Regions from separate parts of the Homo sapiens genome. Here regions 2 and 3 are each linked to region 1. A link is a contact called in ENCODE Hi-C or POLR2A ChIA-PET data. All regions are on one chromosome and are shown on one strand. Each heading gives the region's core, a stretch centred on a gene start or an enhancer-like site at or near the end of the contact. The rest is flanking DNA. Distances are from core to core; before and after follow the strand shown. Region 1 holds the start of KIF20B (kinesin family member 20B). Region 2 overlaps RNLS (renalase, FAD dependent amine oxidase). Region 3 holds the start of HECTD2 (HECT domain E3 ubiquitin protein ligase 2).

The links. Hi-C counts contacts between places; a loop is a spot of excess contacts on that map. ChIA-PET counts read pairs that join two places held with the same protein, here RNA polymerase II (POLR2A). Pooled maps may share reads with other maps.
Region 2: a loop to region 1 is called in a map of naive thymus-derived CD4-positive, alpha-beta T cell, with 4 times the contacts of the local background. The contact joins the enhancer-like site here to the promoter of KIF20B in region 1. A Hi-C loop is called at or near these places in 1 of 168 maps with a recorded cell type or tissue (naive thymus-derived CD4-positive, alpha-beta T cell) and 3 of 50 pooled maps. POLR2A ChIA-PET finds 5 or more read pairs at or near these places in 1 of 52 experiments (activated T-cell).
Region 3: a loop to region 1 is called in a map of B cell, with 7 times the contacts of the local background. The contact joins the promoter of HECTD2 here to the promoter of KIF20B in region 1. A Hi-C loop is called at or near these places in 3 of 168 maps with a recorded cell type or tissue (B cell, CD8-positive, alpha-beta T cell and naive thymus-derived CD4-positive, alpha-beta T cell) and 7 of 50 pooled maps.

The regions. Positions count from the first base shown.
Region 1 is chr10:89,700,180-89,702,879 of GRCh38, reverse strand. KIF20B (kinesin family member 20B) reads right to left here and starts at 1,290. Exons shown (of 33, transcript NM_001284259.2): 1 at 1,200-1,290. RefSeq lists enhancers at 612-1,128, 1,129-1,644 and a silencer at 1,689-1,768.
Region 2 is chr10:88,384,376-88,387,075 of GRCh38, reverse strand. The region is part of intron 4 of RNLS (renalase, FAD dependent amine oxidase); the gene reads left to right. Among named protein-coding and RNA genes, the nearest start is that of RNLS, 200 kb to the left of the region's middle. Within about 2 kb of position 1,400, at least 26 of the 41 ENCODE cell types and tissues checked have a DNase peak (open chromatin) inside an H3K27ac peak, as active enhancers do.
Region 3 is chr10:91,409,012-91,411,711 of GRCh38, reverse strand. HECTD2 (HECT domain E3 ubiquitin protein ligase 2) reads right to left here and starts at 1,368. Exons shown (of 21, transcript NM_182765.6): 1 at 1,136-1,368. The coding sequence starts at 1,273. The region is part of intron 3 of HECTD2-AS1 (HECTD2 antisense RNA 1); the gene reads left to right. RefSeq lists a silencer at 1,012-1,601 and an enhancer at 1,752-1,961.

The DNA of each region.
Region 1 (2,700 bases), core at 41-2,540:
ACCTTGCCTTATACCACTCTGTATCCCCTATAACAAATTCAGCGACTTATGCAGGGATAAAGACTACCTAATGACTTAAAATAATGGTTATAAAGAAAATACTATTCCAAAAAAAAAAAAAAAAGTCGGTCCTAGTCTGTAATATTATCTTTCGTGACAGCAGGCTCCAAGACCTCATTTTTCATTTCAAAAGGCTGCTCTGACTGGAAAACTGCATATTTACCCTCTCTCCAATAAGAATCCACAATTGGAGACTTTGGTGAAAAATAGCAGAATCTGTTGCTGAATGAGGTTTCTGAATGTGGTCTACAACACAAAGCCTCAAAAAAAGTCTTCACAACTAATCGATGAGTATTTTATGTTATTTTTACAATTTAAAATCTGGAGTCTTGGACATGTAAGATAAATACACTGTTACACTACCTAACCCATAAGGCGTGAACTTCTGTAAACTAGTAGTTTAGCAAGAAATATAAGAGAACTGTGCCAGACATGCATCACTGAACCAGCGAGCGAATCGAGATGGAGAAAGCCTTCTAAACTGGGGAATGACAGCAGTCACTGTGCCACAAACTCTTCAGCCTGGCACTGCAAAACCCTAGAAGGGCAAGCCCCAAGGACCAGTAGGAGTAGTCTGGAAATAAGTGCACAGAGGCTACCACAGGGCTCCCCCCGCAAAAAGGCCGTGTTACCTACCAGCCGAGCAAACTGCTCACCTCAGAGCTTCAGAAAACTAGGTGTGGCAAAACAGGCCTGTTCCTCAACAACAACAGAAGCAACAACAATAATAATATTAATAACTGCAAACATTTAGTACCTACTGTGTGCCAGCACTAATAACTTTACACATTACCATTTAATCTTCACAAAAGCCGAAAGAAATAGACACTTCATTGCAGCCTTTTAACTGATAAGAAAACTAAGGTACAGAGAGAGATTAAATGAATTGTCTTGCGTCACTCAGCTAATTAGCAGTGGAGGCGAGATTTAAACCGTAACCGAATTAGTATGACTCATTCCTCGCTGCGTACCCCGTGTTCGCATCGCTCCGCAACCCAGTTCCTGACAGTAACCTCCACTGGGGTATGAGCCCTGTCGGAACATGTCCACATTGCCAAAGCCGTTTCCCCACCTTAGGCCCCATACATGCGCAGTCACCCACCTCCTTCCCCACACATTCCCGCGGGTCACCTCCTCACCTGCAAACTTCGCCTGACTAGCCAGACCCGCGAGCAGCACTGCGATGTTACCGTTTTCAAATTCAAACAATGGCGGCCAGGGCACCGCACTGAACGCTGGGAGTAGGTGGGGCGTCCAGAGCTCCGCCAGGGAGCGTAGCCGGCTCGCGCTGCGGGCTTTCCAGTGGCTACCGGAAGAAGCTCTCCAATATGGGGGCGGGTCTTGAAACGCGGGCAGCCAATGGGCGGAAGCAGGCGTGGGCCGCCCTGGTGCTGACGGTCTGGTTTGCCTCCCAGCTCTGCTAGCCGGGCTTTAGTAGTGCGCTTTCTCGCGGCTGTCATAAGTACCACGCTGTTGACTGGGACACCGATCTCCAATTCTGTCCTTGAGGCAATAAAGATGTGGCGAAGGCCCGAGGTGAGGCCACTGCCACTGCACTTAGTCCTGCGACTCCCCTAAGGACGGGCCGAGGAATGGCGGGCTAGCCACTTCCCAGTCCTGTCCCTACGGGGCAGAAAAAGGCTCGGCATCCCGGGATCCGGAGGGTCACTTCCCTCGCTGCATCCCCATTGTGCAACTGCCAGTCTAAAAATTGATATAGGTAAGCTTATGAATGCTAAAACTAATGAATGCAAGATGCTAAAACAAACAATTAACTGAAAGGTTGTAGGGAAGAGGATGTTAGTATCTCAAAGAATCACCCTACAGATCATTTCTTATTATAAAGGGAAAATAGAATTTTACACTGAAGAGATTTATTAGACATACCTTAACCAAGTGAAGATACTTAGCATCGCTAATATCACCCGATAGTATTTGTGCTAGAAATGTTTGACATTAATCATGAGGAAACAATCAGAAAAAAACAATGTAGAATATTCTACAAGACAACAGGCCTAGGCTCTTCAAAAATGTCAGTGTCATGACAGGAAAAAGAAAAAAACGAAGTGGAAAATTACTTTAGTCGAGAGTCAAAAGAAACCAAATGAAATTTGTGAATCTTGGCTGGTTCATAGTTTTTAAAAAAAAAAAAAAACTTCGAAAGACATTTGTGGACAACTGGGGAAATTTAAATATGAACTACATATTAGATGATATTGAATCAGTTTTAAATTGATTGCATGTGAGAATTAATTTGTGATTAAGTGGAAGAATGCCTTTGTTTTTGGAAGGCGCTTGCTAAAGTAATTAGCAGCAAAGTGTCACAGTGTTTGCGGCTTACCTTCAAAAGATATGGCAAAAAAATAGAGAAAGCAAATGTGGCAAAATATTAGTAATTGGTGAATCTAGTTGAAGGGTATAATGGTGTACATCGTACCAGTCTTGCAACTTTCTAAAATAACAGATTTTATAAAATAAAAAGAGGAGGGGGGAAAAGGAATAGAATTCTGATCTTTACCATGGCCTCCCAGGTCCTGCACAATCAAGTGTCAGCCGACCTCACTCCCCACTAACTGTACAGTAAGTTGATCTGCTCTGGATACCTCAAACACCAACTTCTTTCCAGCATGTATGAACCTT
Region 2 (2,700 bases), core at 151-2,650, 1.3 Mb after region 1:
AGCAAATGTTTTAGCAGCTTAATGTCCCTTGGCTACATAAAATTTAGTTCTGTTTATGTGTTTTGGGTGTACAGATCACTTTTTATTCAGATGGACTAGAGCATAAACTGGCATTGAGTTTTCTGGCAATGAAACGTCATAGCACTGGAACCTCACTGGGCTTTACAAAAATGCATTCAAAATATTTTAAAGTACTTCCACTTTATAACTGATGACAGAAGATGATAAATACATTGTGGTTATTTTGCTCCTGTTTTTTGAACTTTCAGTGCTGGGATTATTGGAGACAACTACCCTGAGATAGCAGTGATTTGGGAACTAATACCTAATGGCTAAGTGGGTGTCCTCAGCCCTCACATCCTGCTTATCTATGGAAACTAAGTAACATGGGAATGATAGCTAGAAATCCACCCTTTTCAGAGGACCCAAGAGTCCATCTTTAAATGCTGTATGGCTGGGTATGCTGTGAGGATTCTCTTAACACAGAACAGCTCTGCCTTCCAAAACCCTAAAGACGTTTGATAAGGAAAAATAGCTAACAAGTTATGCCTTTCTCATAACCTTTGAAACCTACTTAAAAACTGAAACAGTACAAGAATTTGCAGTTTAAAATGACCAGAGAAGTGGCAGAAAGCCAGAATTCTGTCAGAGACGGCTTAGAAAAGCTTAATGATTAACAAATGGGTCACTGCCTTCAGGCTCTGACCTTTAGAACTAACCAATTTTAGCCTTTTGGTTATGTTCCTTCAACTCGTTTTATATCAAGGAAAAAAAAATACTCTCTAATGGCACAGTACCACCCATCCAAAAAAAGGATTCTTAGCAGTCCAGTATTTGGTCAGTAGCTTTTCTGATAACATGGAGTTGGTCCTAAGCACAGTATTAACAACTGTTAAATTATATTTTTTGTTAGAGTTTAAGGAAGGCCCTAAGCACGACTGCATATCCTGCAGGTGAAATGTACGAAATTTCGGTTAACATGGTAACGGCTCTAAAAATACCTAGGCTACAGTTTAACCACAGAGTTTCCTCCTTAACGTAAAAAAGCCACCATCACGAGCTGTTAGAAAGTGCAACAAAAGCAATCTCTGTCGGACTTTGTGCAAGCAGGCTATTAAATCAGGCCTGGCAGTGACAATCTGCAGCCACTCTGCATCAAAGTAATAATTAAAGTTTTGCAAGCCCAAACAGCAATGCACAAACCACCTAAGAAATATGTTACATTGATAAGTCCTTTTTTTCTGCCTGTAACTTCTCTTCTCCCCTACCCCCAACCACCAGGTGGACTAAGCAGGGCGTGGCAGGGGCACCGTGACAAAGAGTCACCACACCATAACCACAGGGCCCCACCCGAAGGAAAACCTAGGGCAGGCTGCCACGGTTTTCCCAGCAACCTCTGCACCAGGATCCCATAGAGTATGCACAGGAGGCTAAATCACTCACCTGGGGTTTCCCATCTGGGCTCTTTGCTTGGCAGAGACAGAGAGGGTGGGGTCAACCTTTTCCTTGATGCTTTTGCAGTTAGCAAGTTGGAAACACATTTGACTCTTTTGAATTCTGTGCCTTGGCTATTCAGGAGTCTGTCATGTCTGGGCTTACTAAATTCTACCATGTCTAGGCTGCCGGGTTTAATAAATAGAAATACCTGACATCCAGTTAAATTGGAATTTTGAATAAACAGTGAAGAATTTAGTGAGTGTAAGTATATCCCATGCAATGCTTGGGATACTTACACTACATACTTATATACTTATACTACAAATAATTTCATAGTTTACCTGAAATTCAAATTTGACTGGATGTACTTTCAGAGTCTTTTTATCCACCAACACCCAATTAACAAATTGGTTTTTATTTGTTTGGGCTTTTTAACTTCATTTTGCTTTTATTTAGTTTTGCTTTGCCTTGCAAGCCTTGGGTCAGTGTAGAAAGGCTAATCCAAGGAAATGAGCTAGCATTTGCTGAGCTCATTCTTAAATCAGGCTTCATCTTAGGTACTTTTGATGCATGGTCTTTTAAAATCCTCACATCATCCTCTATAATAGCCTACTTAAAATCCACATTTTATAGAGGAGGGTACCTCAGCTCAGAAAGGTTAAGTGATTTGACCAAGGTCACACAGCTAACAAGGAGGCAAAGCTAGGTGTAAGCCTAAGTGAGTATGACCCCAACTGGCTTTCTCAACTACTTAGTACATCTGCAATAGTCACATTTAAATGTAATAGTTAATTTTTGCCTGTTTATCAGACATTAGGTTCTTTTCCTTAACAAACGTCAACTCAATAGCATAGATTTCATAAGCGAAAAGCTCAAATTGACAGCTGAATTGGGAACTGTTCTCCATCAACTCCTGGTACATAATAAACTATTTTATTAATCTCTTTACTAAAAATGAACTTCCAGGCCATTTCTGACTACTCCACACTAGAGCTATAGTTGTTCTAAGTGCTTTCTATATAGTAATTAATCTAATATTGAAATCAACCCTATGATATAGTCAGTACTATAATTTTCAATTTATAGTGTAGAGAAATTGAAGTTCACAGCCTTTCCCAAGGTCATACACTGGTAAGGGAATTAAGCATGATTTAATCTCATCTTCCTGGCTGCAAAGCCTAGGTTGTGTGGCTTTGAGGAATTACTTAGCCTCTCTGAGCCTAAGTTTTTTCATGTGTAAAATGGGAATTATAACTACAGTAC
Region 3 (2,700 bases), core at 119-2,618, 1.7 Mb before region 1:
ACTGTTCGCAATTTGCTGCATTGATTTAAAGAGCTTGTTTTAACAATTTCCAGTTATCAGGGCCCTCAGACATTTTTGAAAAACCTACCGAATCCGAAAATTATTCCTAACACCAATACAGTACTTAACGAAGAGTGAGCTATTTTAGTAAGTTCTTAGTCATTTAAGAGGGAGGTTTTAAGAAATGAACCGCAAGTAGGAATAAAGAAAATGTATAATGTTCACTAAACTTTTACTATTTTGTCACACACAGCTGCATGACAAGTCATGATCTTTAAATATATCAAAGCAAACTTTCAAAAAGTACTTAAATATTATGTCAAAATAAAAAATTGCAAAATCCGAGGTTTTTTTTTAAATTGTGCTTCAAATTAACCAGTCACAACCACCAGTAAAAATAGGGAAAGAGGGGGAGGGGGCTGTCCCATGACATCATCTGGCAATATGTAGTTTGAAGCCTGACAGCGCTCTCCAAATAACCCTTACGAAGATACAGCTGGGAAATCATCCCTGTCAAGCTTAGATAACTTGGGTTTAAATAAAAGGTTCAAAAAGCCTCCCCCCACCTGAGTCACATGTCTGTACCATATGAAAAATAAAACCATCACTGATGCATCTACCTCCCACTACACTGACAGCAACGGAAAGGTCACAATTAAGTGGAAACTCGCCGCAGAGCCTGTTTAATCTGAAGGGGGAAGGGAAAGAAAAGCGAAGAAAAGGACAAAAATCTGCGCGCCTCCAAGGCAGGCAGGCAGGCAGGCACCTCCGTGGAAAACCCACTCCCGCCTGCTGACACCTATGCTCATCCAACAGATCATGCCGACTCAAGATGCAGGTCATTCTCTTAGAGAAAGTGGGGGCCCAAGCCCCAGAAAATAACCCAAACATCCAGCGGAACCGACCACCCCCAACATTTCCCGAGGGTGGTAGGTGTACCTCGCGAAGTGTTCGGGGCTGTCCACGAGGCACAACTCTTTTATTTCTGCCCAAGGAAGGGCGGCCTGAGTGCGTCTCCCTGGAGTGCCAGGGCGTGCCCAGGGTAAACGCAGGCCTCCTGACGGCCCTCGCCCGGCCGCCGTCCCTCCCAACTCCCGCCGTCCGGGGCGCCAGACGGCCCCGGCCCACCACCTACCGCGGTCGCGCCGGCGCCCGCCGATACGATGGGCGGCAGCTTCTCGCGCTCTGACTCCTTCCCTTTCCTCTCCTCAGGCGCGGGCGCCGCCACCACCAGCGGAGTGGCGGGCGAGGGTACCCGAACCGCCTCACTCATGTCGGGCCGGGCGGCGGGAGCGCCAGGCGGCGGCGGCGGCCTCAGTGTTGCTGGGGCTGGCGCTGCTGCTGCCGCCGCGGCCGCGAGAGGGCTCTGGGCTGCCGCTTCTAGCCGCCGCTGCCGCCGCCACTCCGCCCCCGCCCGCGCCCGCGCCTTTGCGCGCGAGCCCGAGGCCGCCCCCGCGCGCGCCAGCCCCGCGGACGCGGCTCCCCACAGGTCCCACAGGTTTCTTGCTCTCGCCTCCCCCGCCCGCCCGGGGCTCGCGCGTCGCGGGTCGGGAGCGCCGGCGGTAGTCCCCCTCGTCAACCCCGAGGGCCCGGAGAGAAGGCGCCACGGTCGACGCCCGACCGCCATATTGTTTGCAGAGTGTCGCCCGAGATGACGAGGAGACCCCGCACCCGGGCCGCGCAGGAGAACCTGGACTAAGGACGGGCAGTCGGGGAGACAAGTCGAGCCCTGCAAAGGGTCGGACGGGGATAGAGTGTCCGAGTGGTACCAGTAGGGCAGGACGTAGGCACAGACTACCCTTCACGGACGGCCCTGGCCTGCGGCGCCGAGTCCCGCGGGCAAGCGCCCTCGGGGTCTGGGCTGGTGGCCTTTCGCCTTCTTCCAGGCGCCCACAAAGCTGTCCGCCTTGGGGCTTCTGCCTTCTTATCCTTGCCCGCCCTCCTGAGCCCAGGAGAGGCGGCCCGGAGCTTGCGCAGCCCGGGGAGACAGCCTTCCTGGCTCAGCAACCGACTCTTTTGTACACGCCTGGATGGCTTCAGCCTACACAGGAAAAGCCTGGAGGTGGGGAGGAGTGCGACGTGGTGGGCCCCCCCTTTCCCCTTCCCCCATAGGATTGGACGGCCAGTCCACACTTTCCATTCCTGTTCCTCTCGTCCCTCTTTGACTGCCAAATCCGCCTCTCCCTTCCCGTCCCCACGCGCCTACGTTTTGCTCTCTCCCCGCAACCCTTTGCTGTCTCCTATCCGTCCCTTCCTTGTTCCTTTCCGTTTATGTTAGAGATGTACATACCCAAACTCTGCTGCACAGTCCTCAATCAAATCATTACAAATAGGAGTAAAAACTTGAAAGCCGAAGAAGAGAGCTTTTAATTATGAAATTAAAATACCCCCCACCTCCACCACCAGGACACCTAGACAATTTCCTTTCCTTTCTTGTCGCCCCCTCCTTTTCCTTTTTCTCAGTCTACTGGAGCGGCGGGGACACCTGCTGATCTAGGAGAAAAGAGAGTAAGAATGCGCTGTATCGCCTGTTAAAAGCAAGGAATTTCGATATTCAGCTCTATCAGATTTTTTATCTGTGCCTTCATTATTTTATTGGAGGTTGAGTGAATTTTTAGATCAAGAGTACCTAAGTCCAAATATAAGAACCAAAAATATCTCTGAAACAAACCCAAATATGATTTCGGGGTATCTATTGTT